Regions from separate parts of the Mus musculus genome. Here all the other regions are linked to region 3. The links are chromatin loops, found by intact Hi-C in ENCODE. Cell type or tissue: heart. All regions are shown on one strand.

Region 1 (4,000 bases), 180 kb before region 3:
TCATATTGTTGTTCTCCCTATAGGGTTGCAGACCCCTTCAGCTCCTTGGTCCTTTCTCTAGCTCCTCCATTGGGGGCCCTGTGTTCCATACTATAGATGACTGTGAGCATCCACTTCTGTATTTGCCAGGCACTGGCAAAGCCTCACAGGAGACAGCTATATCAGGCTCCTTTCAGCAAAATCTTGCTGGCATATGTAATAGTGTCTGCTTTTGGTGGCTGATTATGGGATGGACCCCGGAAATTATCACACTTTAAAGAGATTTTCAATGTTTAAAGGATTAATAATTTTTTAGAAAAACAGTACCCCTTTACTAGCTAACTAAGCATTTCTGGACTAAACCTAGGGACCATGTTAGACTACTGTACTGCCAAACCAAGAGAAAATAAGTGTGTATAGAACAAAAACAAAAACAATTTGATCAACCTTAAATCTTAAATTTGGTGATGACTCACCTTTATTTTACAGGCATGCGTGGGAGAATCCAATTTTAGGTATTTTTTGTATAACAAGATCTTTTCATGTTCACTAAAATAAAAGAATTCATTTTTAACAGCCATTGGTTGTAAACATTAACATATACTTAAGAACAAATGATTCGGGACACTCCTTCATCTCAGAGATTCCCTTTTCCTGGTCAGGTACAGGGAGTAATGGGCTCCTGCCTGCGCTGCACCGCGTGGAGGAGCAGTACCTACCACTTGCCAGCTATATGGGGGACTGAACGAGGGAGCACATGGCATACTTTAACGCTCTATAAACACTACTATTCTTTCCAACACAGGCAGGACCTAGAGCATGCATTATGTTCAGGACAGATCTGGGCAGAACCCTGTACAAGACTGGGGGGAAAAAAAAATCACAAACTGTCCATCTTTTAATAGGTCAGTAAATAGGCTGCCGTGACAGTCTTAGTTTGATATATCAATCACAAGGAGCCTTCTAGAAGGGAAGAGAGTCAGTTTCAGAATGTCTAATGGTTGTTAAACAGATCCTGCTGAGATACGTGAGAACAAGAATGCTTACCTGGACTGCATTCTAATAAAGCTCTTCCACTAATTACCAGTGACCCGCCAACTCACTTCCAGTTAACTAGCCCGAAATCTCCATATTTTTAAGCTTGCTCATCAACCCTGCCGTTGGAAGGCTTAGTGGTCTAACCTATGTCTATTGGCATGTTTTTAACTTCTCTTCCCTAATGACTCCTGTCCTGTCAGTCTCAGAAAATCCACAAACATTACGAGCTGAGAATAAAGACACTGATTCATATGAACACTTTCATCTAGACAAGTCACAAACCTGTCATCCAGGACAGTGCAGGCAGTCTTGCCTCGACTGGTTCCACAATACTCCTCTCCTAAGTATACTTCCATGTTTCTTGCTGAACTCAGAACGCCAACCGAAAGGATTTCTTCACCCCCATTAGGGCCACAGTTCAGGTAAATGAAGCAGGGGTTTTCATCTCGGGGGCTCAGGCTGCTTTTCAGACTAACCGGATCCTGGCTGAGAAGAAAATTGAAAAAAAAAAATCACAGAGATAAGTTTTCCGAGTAGAAGCATAACCCATTAATCCTTTCAAACTCACCTCTACTTGCCATGAGAACCAAGAACCTTCCCCATCACCCACAGATACTTCTCACAGAATTAATAAGGAACAGAGGTTTGAGGCGTCAGGGCATTCATTCCCGTCCACTTTTCCTAGACCGTGGACAGCCTATTCAACTATCTAATTCATTCGCAGTCAATTAAAAGCGTTTACTGAATGTTAAAACAACCATGTGTCTTTTTCCAAGACGCCGTGGTTCTTGTTCCCCCCAAATAGAAGACTGGGGGCGTTCGCGGGTGGGGGGCGAGGAGGATTGTAACAGGAGGGCATCTTGAACACGAGTTTCCCGGCCTCTCCGGCCCAGCGCGCACCCTTTGCCCGCAGCCTCGCCCACCTCCAGGCACCACCGCTCTCCCCCATGCCGTCCCCGCGGCCTCGCTCGGCTCCCTCGCCCGTCTCGGCTCCCGTCCTCCTCCCGGCTCCTCAGCAGCGTGACTGTCACCCGACCCCGGCCCTGGCCCGGCGCACCTCGGAGCTGGCGGCTCCAGTAGCTGCTCGAAGTCCAAGTCTTGGGCACGTGGCCCAGTCCGGGTAAGAAAAAGGCTTTGGGTCAGCGCCCCGCACGCCGCATCCCAGGACGAGGTCAGCGTCGGGCCGCGGTCCAGTCCCGCGTCTTCGATCGCGGTCTCCATTCTGTCTCCTCCAACCCAGGCGGCGTCGGAACCTCTCTCGCAGAGCTTGCGTTTCCTTCAGTGCCCAGGGGAGGTGAAGGTTCAGCACAACTTCCGGTTCTTCCCCCGACCCCACCCCATCCCACTCCAACCCTTCCCATCCCGGGACCCAACCACCACACGTGCGCATGCGTGTTCGTCTCCCTTCCAGAAGTTGGTTTAAAATCTCCGCGGAAAAGAGCCAGGGGTTGGCTCGTGCGCGGAATTCCTCCGCTCCTGGGGCAGGTGCCGCGCGCATGCGCAGTGCTCTGCGCGCGGGAACCCAGGGGTTTATTTCCACGTTGGCAAAGCAGCGACGCTTTAGGGTGGGAGGTGGGGTGGCGCCTGGGCGGTGTCGGCACCCTGAGGGTGGTACCAAAGCAGATAGGTGCGGTCTCCTTGGCTCAAGCAGCCTGTAAAGCCAGCTCCCAATCCGAGGTCCTCGGAAGAGGACTCCGGGGACCCTTCCTGCGCCAGCCCGTGGAGTGAAGGCCATGCAGGCTGCTTTTGAAGCAGTGCGACCACGGCTGATCGCGTTGTTTCACTGCTCAGGTCACCTCCGTGGGCTGTAGAGTGGAGCGCGGCGCTTAGCATTGCAGAATAATGCTGAGTGGCCGAAGGCACTAAACACTGAACCCACTAAGACCCGGCTTCCGAGCCTCAGGAACCCGGTGGAGCGTGCTTGCACGTCCTAAATGACAGAATTCTCAAGGTTAAAAATGTCCAAGAGGCTCAAAGCTGCGACTTAAGGTTTCTCACTCATAACCTTGACAAAAACTGGCAATGGGCCTTGGTCCCTTCAGAAGTACATTGTACGGTCAAACTTTCTGTGGTGACAAGTGGGACTTGAAACTTTATACTCATTGGAAAGAAAGCTAGGTATCGGCTGTCGTTCCACCCCATACCCACCCCCATTATCTTCCTGAAGTGGGTTGTGTAGATAATTTAAACATCTATTGAGGCGAGGGGAGAAATTTGTTTACAGAAATGTGGAGTACCTGAATTTTAAAGTTGTGCTTGAGGCCTTATATATAATTTCTGGGGAAGTTTTGTTCAGCCATAACCTAGTTTTGTCCCAGAACTTTTTGTTCATCGCTCAGAAAAAACGTTTTGCTTTAATTTTCATTTTAGTCTGTATGTGTACCCCTGTTCAAAAAACGTGTTTATGTCATCAAGAAAAAGATGATTGAATTCTATAGACAGTCACCAGAGTGTATGTATAATGTGTTCATCAAGTTTGAAAGAGAAATCAGAGATTCAGTATAAACAAAATCTAGAAACAGTAACCTTTAATTCTAAAAGGCTCAATTTATATTTTTAAAAGAAATTCCCCACATTCTAAGTGGTCATCATTCTTGTTCTGTTTAGTATGGGGAGCCCCCTCAGAGTGCACAACCAATTGAAAGTCTTTATTCTAGGTATAGCCCCTGAGTGTCCAGAACATGGGATTTTAAGAGACCTTAAAGCGAAGGCATCTCCCTTGGCTGCTGCATCAGAGCACTACGGAGTAAGCAGTTTTAACAGAAGCTAAGATGAGCTGTTAGCCAGCCACCAAGGAGGGTTCTGAACAAATGAGCAACTTAGAAGAACAGTTAGCTGGAGGAGGTTCCGCACAAACAAGCAGTTTCAACAAAGGCTAAGATACGTTATCTTGGCCATTCTGACCTTTGGTTCCTAGAGTGGAGTTGAGTAGTTTTCCATAGGATTCTCCAGCTCAAGGAGATCAGATTCAGGGTAAACCTGA
Region 2 (4,000 bases), 130 kb before region 3:
ATTTACATTTCAAATGCTATCCCGAAAGTCCCCTATACCCTCCCCCCGCCCTGCCCCCCAACCCACCCACTCCTGCTTCCTGGCCCCGGCATTCCCCTGTACTGGGTTAGCCCAACTTTTTATGTGACAATTAACCCAGAGGTTAGTCAGGCCTACTGAAGTTCTTTATTGTTCAATAGCTGTGTTTACTTCTATAACCTGTTGATTATGGTCATTGAAAGATTTACTCTCCAAGAGAATTTACATTAGTAAAGGCTGACAAACGAGACTTAGTTCATACAGAGTAACATGGACCTTCAAAAAGAATTAGAACACAATTCCTGAGTTCCCGTCTGCTAAAGACTCTGAATGCATGAACACTGTGATAAGGCTCTTCTGAGAAGTCAGAAAACATAAAAAGGAAAACAGAAATGAAGCCACATCTGAAGAAATCCAAAAAAAGAATGATACAATCTAACCTGTTCACCCCAATTTAGCTCCACTTTTTACTTTCCACGGCAACACTGCTGAAATGTTGAATAATTGAAATTTACTCTGGAGATACAACAAAGGCGTCCAAAAGGCCATGGAGGGAATTTCAACTAAAATTCAAAAGCCACAAGAAGTCTGCAAAGAAAGACACGTAAGTGAAAACTTTGCTAGGGACTACAGGCTTAGTAACAAGTTAATAACATAATTTGTGTGTCATTATCATTAACTGAAAAAAAAAAAAAAAAGCAAGGGCAAGCTTGGTGGCCCACAATTACATCCTAGCCATTTGTGTTACTATCATGTTGCCACTGGTCATTTACTTTTAACAAAAAAACTTCAATGCCATTCATATATAATATGCTAATTTCAAGAGATGCCAGGCTTAATGTTGCTGAATAAGTCCAGTTGCACATAAAAGTACATTAGCTCTATCGCCAGGGAAATATATGTAACAACCACCAGGACTCAACCACGGCATATCTGAAGCCCATCTTCAGTGTCCCACAGTACAACAGTTACGGTTTCCTGGGAAACACGGGACCCTTACAGGAAAAGAACTTCAAACATCCCAGTTCCCCCGCAAGGAACTTCCAAGAAAACGTTCATCCTCAGCTGTGCTGAAGACAACATAAACTCAAGACAAAGTCTTACAAGTAGTCCAGATGTTTTAAGCAGCTGTTTTCATGCTGTGTCTTCTAAGTGTAATTTCCCTGGACCTCACAACTTCAGAAGTCTTCATGTCCGTTCTCACTCCTCTGTCCGGTTCTGACCAGCACACAAAGGAGTCATTAAAGAGGCCATGTGGTTACTGGCAGCTACCACTGACTATACTTAGGATCTACAGTTAGACAGACAGCACTTGGACGCTTAGCTGAGGAGGAGCCACATTGAGCATCCAAGAACATTCCCGACAGTCGATCGATGATGAATCGATCGGGGACAGAAATCTTGAATGAGTCGGAAGATCCTCCCCAGCCTCACCTGTTCCCAACATTGGAAAGTACAGGCAGTAGACGCCAGGTCATGAGAGAAAGAAAACTCCTTCCCAACAGCAGCCCGGGGTTAACACCCTATCCAGGATACACCGGGGTTGCTGGGGTCGACTTTGGCACCCCGAGAATGCACTACACAGGGATGCTCCCTGCGATCGCCACCTGTCAAAGCCGGAGACAGCTCCCCACCCTGAGCTCCGAGCTGCGGCCCGACGGCGCCGACTCGCTCGCGAGCCTCCGGGCGGCGCACCCAGTCACTTACGAGCCCAAGAGAGTCCCGAGTCACCACGCTGGCAGCCCACGGGGCACGCAGGACCCTCCGCTGTGGCCAAGGCGAAAGCGGTGTTAGCCGGCTAGCAATGAACCCGGCACTTTACCTTCCGCCATTCCGTCAACGTGCCCTGAGTAACCGTAGCGCCGCCGTGGAAGCTGACCGCCCCCCGTGACTCACCTCCTGACAACCGCACCGAGGAATCCCCACAGCCCTTTTCACTGCCGTCGCCGCCACCGCCACCGCCTCAGCGTTCGTCAGCGTCGCAGCTGTAGCCGCCATATTTGTTGTGTCTCCGCTCCCTTCCCGCCCGCCCCACGCCTTGCCCAAGTCTCGCGTGAGCGTGCTGCAGGGAGCAAGGAGAGAATTATGTCTCTCCTGGGGTTCCGTAGGCGGCAGTGGGCGGGGACTCAAAGGGGTGTGTGAGGGGCGGATGCTCGGAGTGGGCAGGGCCCGAGCTTGCCAGGCCGAGGGAGTCTTGCGCAAGGGTTCGTGGAAAGCCTTGCGAGCTTAACAGGGCCACCCTGCCCGAAGCGAGGATGGCGGTCTCTGCGCTCCAGCTGTGGCGTATGGGCGGGCTGGTGAGTGGGGTCGGTCGAAGCGACCGTCTCAGGAGGCCTGTGGCCACACTGATTCCTGGCGACGTCATCTTTTCCTAATGGGCTGGGGGTCTGGGAGGCTGGTGGAGGGGGCTGAGCCTGGGGCTGGGTCTCCACAGACCCTTCACCTCCGTCTGGTTTTCCTTCAGGATCCGTCCCAGCTCATGCCACATTTCCCCGGATGATGATGATGATTTTTTTGTTTTGTTTTTTGGGGTTTTTTTTGTTTTTGTTTTTGTTTTGTTTTTTTTTTTTTTCGAGACAGGGTTTCTCTGTATAGCCCTGGGTGTCCTGGAACTCACTCTGTAGAGCAGGCTGGCCTCGAACTCAGAAATCTGCCTGCCTCTGCCTCCCGAGTGCTGGGATTAAAGGCGTGCGCCACCATCACCCAACCGATAATGATGATTTTTAATGACTAAAATCTAGGCCTGCTTGTCGAGCCTATTGACACTCTCTTCCCTTCAGCAGCCCAGCTGGAAGGGACCTCTCATATTTCTGGGTCTTAACCATTCAGGGAAGGAATTTCTTAGGCTTTATCTCACTGCGGGGATCTGACCAGCTCCCTTAGATTCTGAGGAGCCCAAAAGCCCATTCTAGTCCTCTTCCTCAAACTTGGTCTGAGGCCAGCCTCTTGTCTCACCAGGATGTTTCTGGCCTCCCTTTGCTCTCTCGGATTTCCTGAGCTTGGAATTAGGACACACAGTACAGTGCAGATGACAGCATCTGTCAGAATAACAGAAGACACTCTGACCAGTCAGAGGGGGCAATGGGTTGAACCATGAGCAAACCTACGTTAGCTGGACTTGGTGCTATTTCTTCAGGTGCCTGAAAGAGACAGCTTTCCTGGAGGATGTTTCTCTACTTAGGCGATTGACGAGCCCATTTAGCTAACTTTGAAGTGAAAGGACAGTTGGGTGCCTTTGCTGTGGTTGTAGTTAGCTGGAAACCCTCCAGCTAAATAGTAATCTTAAAATTTCCTCGGGCAGATGTTAAGTCTCAAGTCTCACCCATTATTCTGGCGAGCAATCAAAATCCTGCAGTATTTATTCCCGGTTTTACAAGCTACTGATGAGAGGAAGTAGCTTGTAAACGGTGAAGCAAGTCTGCACCTCTTTGCCTCACATTGTAGATAATTAACGTTATTTTATTGTTTTACAAGCTTGGGGTGTTTAGGAAATTAATAAAGTTGTGTTAGTGTATTGTCACAAAGGATTAGAAATGGGTTCTTGTGATTATTATTTAATACTGTTTAATAATTGTTGCTTAATAATAATGTAGCCAGCAGACTTGTCTGGGTTGTTGAGTTTGGCCACCCTTTGTTTTTCTAGCCTACAAGCCCTTGGTGCTCTTCCAGCTTCCAGTCTCTCTTACTTTGCATGAACCTCTTAACAAGTAGCTATTTAACCTTGAGATGTAGCGATTTCAGACAAAGGATTAGGTGACTTTGACAAAAACTACTGCTGCTTCTCCTTGGTCGGAGATACCACGGAAGTATTTTGTTTAGATTTGTGCCTTATTGTCTTGCGTAGGTTTTGGATCTCTTTTATAAAAAATAGTATATTTTGCTGAAATTTGCCTGAAGCATGGTAGTTAATTAATTAAGTTCTGGTGCCAAACTGCTTGGATCTAGAGCCCAGGCTCTGTGGTATAACCTTAAGCGGTTGCTT
Region 3 (4,000 bases):
GCAAACATTTAAAGTTCTTTCCCCTTCACAAGCACTCTACAGAGAGGCTGAAGAGATGCATCAGCAGTTAAAAGCACCAGCTGCCCTTCTAGAGGACCTGAGTTCAATTCCTAGCACCTGTATGGTGGCTCATAGCCATTCATAACTCCAGCTCCAGGGGAATCCGGTGTCTGCTTCTGACCTCCATGGGCACAAGCAACACATGTGGCAGACAGACATATATACCAGCAAAGCACTCATACACACAAAAATAAAATAAATCTTAAAAAGTAAGAAAAGAACTCTTAGGACAGAGCAACCTGTGCATAACTGTGTGTGGGAGACTCCTGTTTTAGAAGGAAACATTTGAAGACACCAGAAGTAGGAAGATGGAGAGGATGTAGGCAGCCTACCAGGATTAGCTAACCTAGCTTTGTCAGAGAAACCAACAAGAACAGATTTTTTTGGTCTGTGGGGTCATCTTTAATCTTAGCACGTGGGAGGCAGAGGCAAGTTGGAACTCTGTGAAATCTCATTTCAGGCCAACCAGAATGACCCAGTAAGCCCCTGTCTCGAAATAAACCACCAACAAATCAATCAATCAGTCAGTCAGTCAGTCAACCAATCAGTCAATATTTTCCAAGAGTAGAGTGGATAAGAATTTACCATAAGCATAACCAGCAGTCACTGCATGTGTCCCCAAGTGTCTTCATAGCAATGTTAGGAGGCTGGGTCCTCGGGTAAGATCTACTTCCTTTTGTTGTATAATCTTGTGCCTCAGTTTCTTCACTTTCAAGTACCGCCCACCTCTCCCTGGGATAGTGGCCAGTGTGCAGTGAGGACTCAACCAGTGACTGATGCCTAAAATTAGCTCTGCACAGTGAGTTCCCTTATTCTCAGAGAAGGGTTAGTAATTTGGCCACTCTAAGGAGTTTAGTACATATATCAAGATATTTATGTCATCAAGGACTACGTGGCTGCAGTCACTCCCTAAGAGCTATACATTCCTCAAAGTCACACTCATTAGCCAAAGCAGGGGTCTTTGGTAGTATTCTAAGTAGCCCGAGGAAAGATGAGCAGGAACTTCCTGGGAGACAGGGTCAGAGTTTTCCTGGGAATCGCAGCTCTAGGCTTTTGTCCATTTTACCTACAAATCAAAAACCTGTAACTCAGGAGTGTTGGATGGCAAATCTAAGCACCAGGAACAGGACAAACCCTAGCTATTAGTTGTGAAGGCCTCCAGCATGGATCTTGCAACTTTGGCTAAACGCTTAGCTGGTCCCTACCCTTTCTGTAAGTCTGTACACTACATCTGGGGAGGACTCATCCACTCTGGCTGCAGAAGGAAGCCCCCTGCCTTGGGTAAAGTCCTAGAGAACATGTGTACACTCCCCTTTCTTGGGGAACAATCTGCTTAGCAACTTGAGTGTGTGCAAATGCACATAAGACTTTTGCGCGTGGCAGGTGTAGGACACAATTCTAAGCATGCTTTTGCCGAGGCCCATTCTTTGGGTAGACGTTTGGTGTTGATCACTAGTATTCTCCAGGCCCCCTTTGCCCTCTTGGATACTTGTCCCAAGATACAGCAGTGTGAAGATCTGACTGTGCACAGCCTGCGTGCTGAAAATCTGTGAGGCACTCTTCAGCAGTCGTGTTCCTGGAAAAGCCTTTAGTTTTTTGTAAAAATATGTAATCAAAGACCTCAGATTATCTGAGTGTGGTTGCTCATACCTGTAGTTCCAGCATTGGGGAGGCTACATACTGACTTCTGGGTAAGCCTGGGCTACAGACCAAGATCCTATGCCAAAACCCCAAACAAGCTAGATTTTCATTAAACACTTCAAAAACTGTGTTAGCTGGAGTGTTTGGGAGGAAGTTGCCAGGGTGTCTGAAGTACTCTTGTCAAGCAGACCAATCCTTTGCAGTGTGAATTGTGACTCCACCCACCCACCCACCCATCCACCCACGCACCTATCTGTTCATCCATGTACTCGCCCACCCATCACCTAAGTCAAGAATTGAGGCATTAACACAAACCTTTACTGAAACGCCTACTCACTGGCCAAGTGTGCACTGAGTTCTCAAAAGATAAATAAGGCAACTCCTCGTCTCATACAGCAGCATCCTGAAGCTCCAGCAACTGCGGTCAGGCTCCACATGAAAAGAAAAGGCTGCAAGGAGAAAACTAAAACCTGCCTTAAAGGGAGACAGAAAGCCAGAAGAGTGAAAAGCAGGAGAGAACTCTTCCAAAGGTGGCTAGACCTGCGGGAATCTGCAGGAGACGTCCCTTGGTTTCTCTCATAACTCAGTTTTTTTGTTTTTTGTTTTTTTTAAGTGCTGTTTTCTAAGGGTGGTAGGGAATATTAGGGCCTAGGCTTTTAAATTCTTAGCATAGATTCTGTGTTTTCTTCAGGTACTTCTGTAGGCTCGAGGATGCCCCATAGAGGGCGCTGTTTGCCTGGCTTTTAAGGCAGCACGGTGCTGGCAAGTGGAGGGAACAAGACTTTCTGGAGAACAAGTAAATTGCTATCCAGGCACCCGAGCTTTTTCGAACCAGAAAGGAAAGCTCAAGTCAGTGCTTCCTGATGTTGACGTCCAGCTGGAGATGCTGACACCCAGTAAAGAGACCCTTTCCTCTAGTGAATACACACACACACACACACACACACACACACACACACATGCTCACATTAGGAAAGATACATGCTGGATCGGCCCAAGTAAGCTGCCTCTTAACTCTTCTTGGGTCCACACTTCTGGGTCTAGTCCTAGAACTGAGATCGGCCAGAAGCCGTGGACCGAATGTCTTTCACGCCTGTCTTCCTGGGACAGATATGTCTTTCAGGTCTACGGACTCATAGATGGGTTTGTTGCGGGTTTTGGTTTTGGTGTGTTTGTTTGTTTGTTTTTGTTTTGTTTTGAGACACAGTGATTGAACACACGGCCTCTCTGGGTAGGCAGAGAGTAAGGTAGCACTGACTCACAACGACCACCTTTCCGAGAAGTGGAAAGTGTTTCCTCTTTCCCTAATTTAAAAGAGTCCTTGTACATCAGAACTTTAGCAAGCGTGCACACGTCTGCAGCTTCTCCCTCACCAGACCCGCACATACCCTTGGGAGCCTCCTCAGCCTAGTGGGCCGCCAGGTTTGCTGTGCGCAAGCAGTGAGCTCCGAACCGATGTCGTCTATTCAAGAAGAACGATTTCTGCTTTGGGTGGGTGGGTGGGGGTGGCCGCTGCTTGTCCCACACTGTTTGGGCGTCTTAGGTACAGCCTCCTCTCTGGACACCTTTTCTCTATAAAATCTGAGCGTATTACCAACCCTGCTTGAGCCTCGGAGCTGTGATTGGCTCCAACTCGGATTTTAGATGATGCGCCCCTGTGCATTCCAGTAAAGCCTTATACGAAATCAAAGGAATAATAGTAACCATTTATAGAAGCGCTACTTACAAGGCAATAGTAGGGTTCGTTACCGAGGGTGGATGTCAAAACTTTAAATACGACCTTCAAGACTTGGTAGAGGCGGTTCTGGTGCCTTAGGTCTGAAAAATAAAATAAACCTACTTCTCATTTGGGGACCCAAAACTGTCCAGGCTGCGCTAGGTAAGCAAGAGGAGCTTGAATTAGGCAAGACTCAACCGAAAGATAAAGAACGGGCTGAGGCGGAGGAAGTTCAGGTGTGAAGGGATTTTCATCCAGGCTGAGAACAAATTGTCATCTTTCTCGGGCCAAGGAACTATCACCAGGGGAAAGGACCCCATGGAAATCTAGAATTGAACTGATTGTCTCTCCGGCTTCCTGCTTGACCCAGGGAGCTGTTAAGGTCGAATGAGTCCAGCTATTCCTCAGAGGCCCGCCGAGATTCTCCAGGGACTTGGAGGCCCTTGGGACATGCTGCAGGTGTCGTTGCCAGGGTCACAAACGAGAAAGGTACTCTTCTGCGCCTTCGGTTCTTGGCGCCTATATTAAAGCATTAGGCAGTTCCAAATGCCACCCTTTGGGGGGAAAGTGCTGTGTTCAGAT

What was found. Hi-C counts contacts between places; a loop is a spot of excess contacts. Peaks named below come from ENCODE experiments on the same cell type or tissue, not always from the same donor. Only the 100,000 strongest peaks of a DNase experiment are listed, where the experiment ranks them.
Region 1: a loop joins it to region 3, with 2.8 times the contacts of the local background. A loop is called at or near these places in 9 of 42 quality-filtered maps.
Region 2: it touches region 3 in a loop (2.8-fold over the local background); 8 of 42 quality-filtered maps call a loop at or near these places.

What each region holds. Positions count from the first base shown.
Region 1 is chr7:131,360,434-131,364,433 of GRCm38, forward strand. 2310057M21Rik (RIKEN cDNA 2310057M21 gene) reads right to left here and starts at 2,293. Exons shown (of 6, transcript NM_026655.4): 1 at 2,075-2,293; 2 at 1,300-1,503; 3 at 456-528. The coding sequence starts at 2,238. In heart, no CTCF peak of the experiment used is centred here; a DNase peak (open chromatin) is centred at 2,428; H3K4me3 peaks cover 2,281 bases; H3K27ac peaks cover 2,046 bases.
Region 2 is chr7:131,408,473-131,412,472 of GRCm38, forward strand. Ikzf5 (IKAROS family zinc finger 5) reads right to left here and starts at 2,006. Exons shown (of 4, transcript NM_175115.4): 1 at 1,915-2,006. It overlaps Acadsb (acyl-Coenzyme A dehydrogenase, short/branched chain), which reads left to right and starts at 2,129. Exons shown (of 11, transcript NM_025826.4): 1 at 2,129-2,315. The coding sequence starts at 2,274. In heart, no CTCF peak of the experiment used is centred here; DNase peaks (open chromatin) are centred at 2,129 and 2,919; H3K4me3 peaks cover 2,585 bases; H3K27ac peaks cover 1,744 bases.
Region 3 is chr7:131,537,720-131,541,719 of GRCm38, forward strand. It overlaps a transcript of Hmx3 not described here. Among named protein-coding and RNA genes, the nearest start is that of Hmx3, 3.2 kb to the right of the region's middle. In heart, a CTCF peak has its summit at 2,416; a DNase peak (open chromatin) is centred at 2,462; H3K4me3 peaks cover 30 bases; H3K27me3 peaks cover 3,945 bases.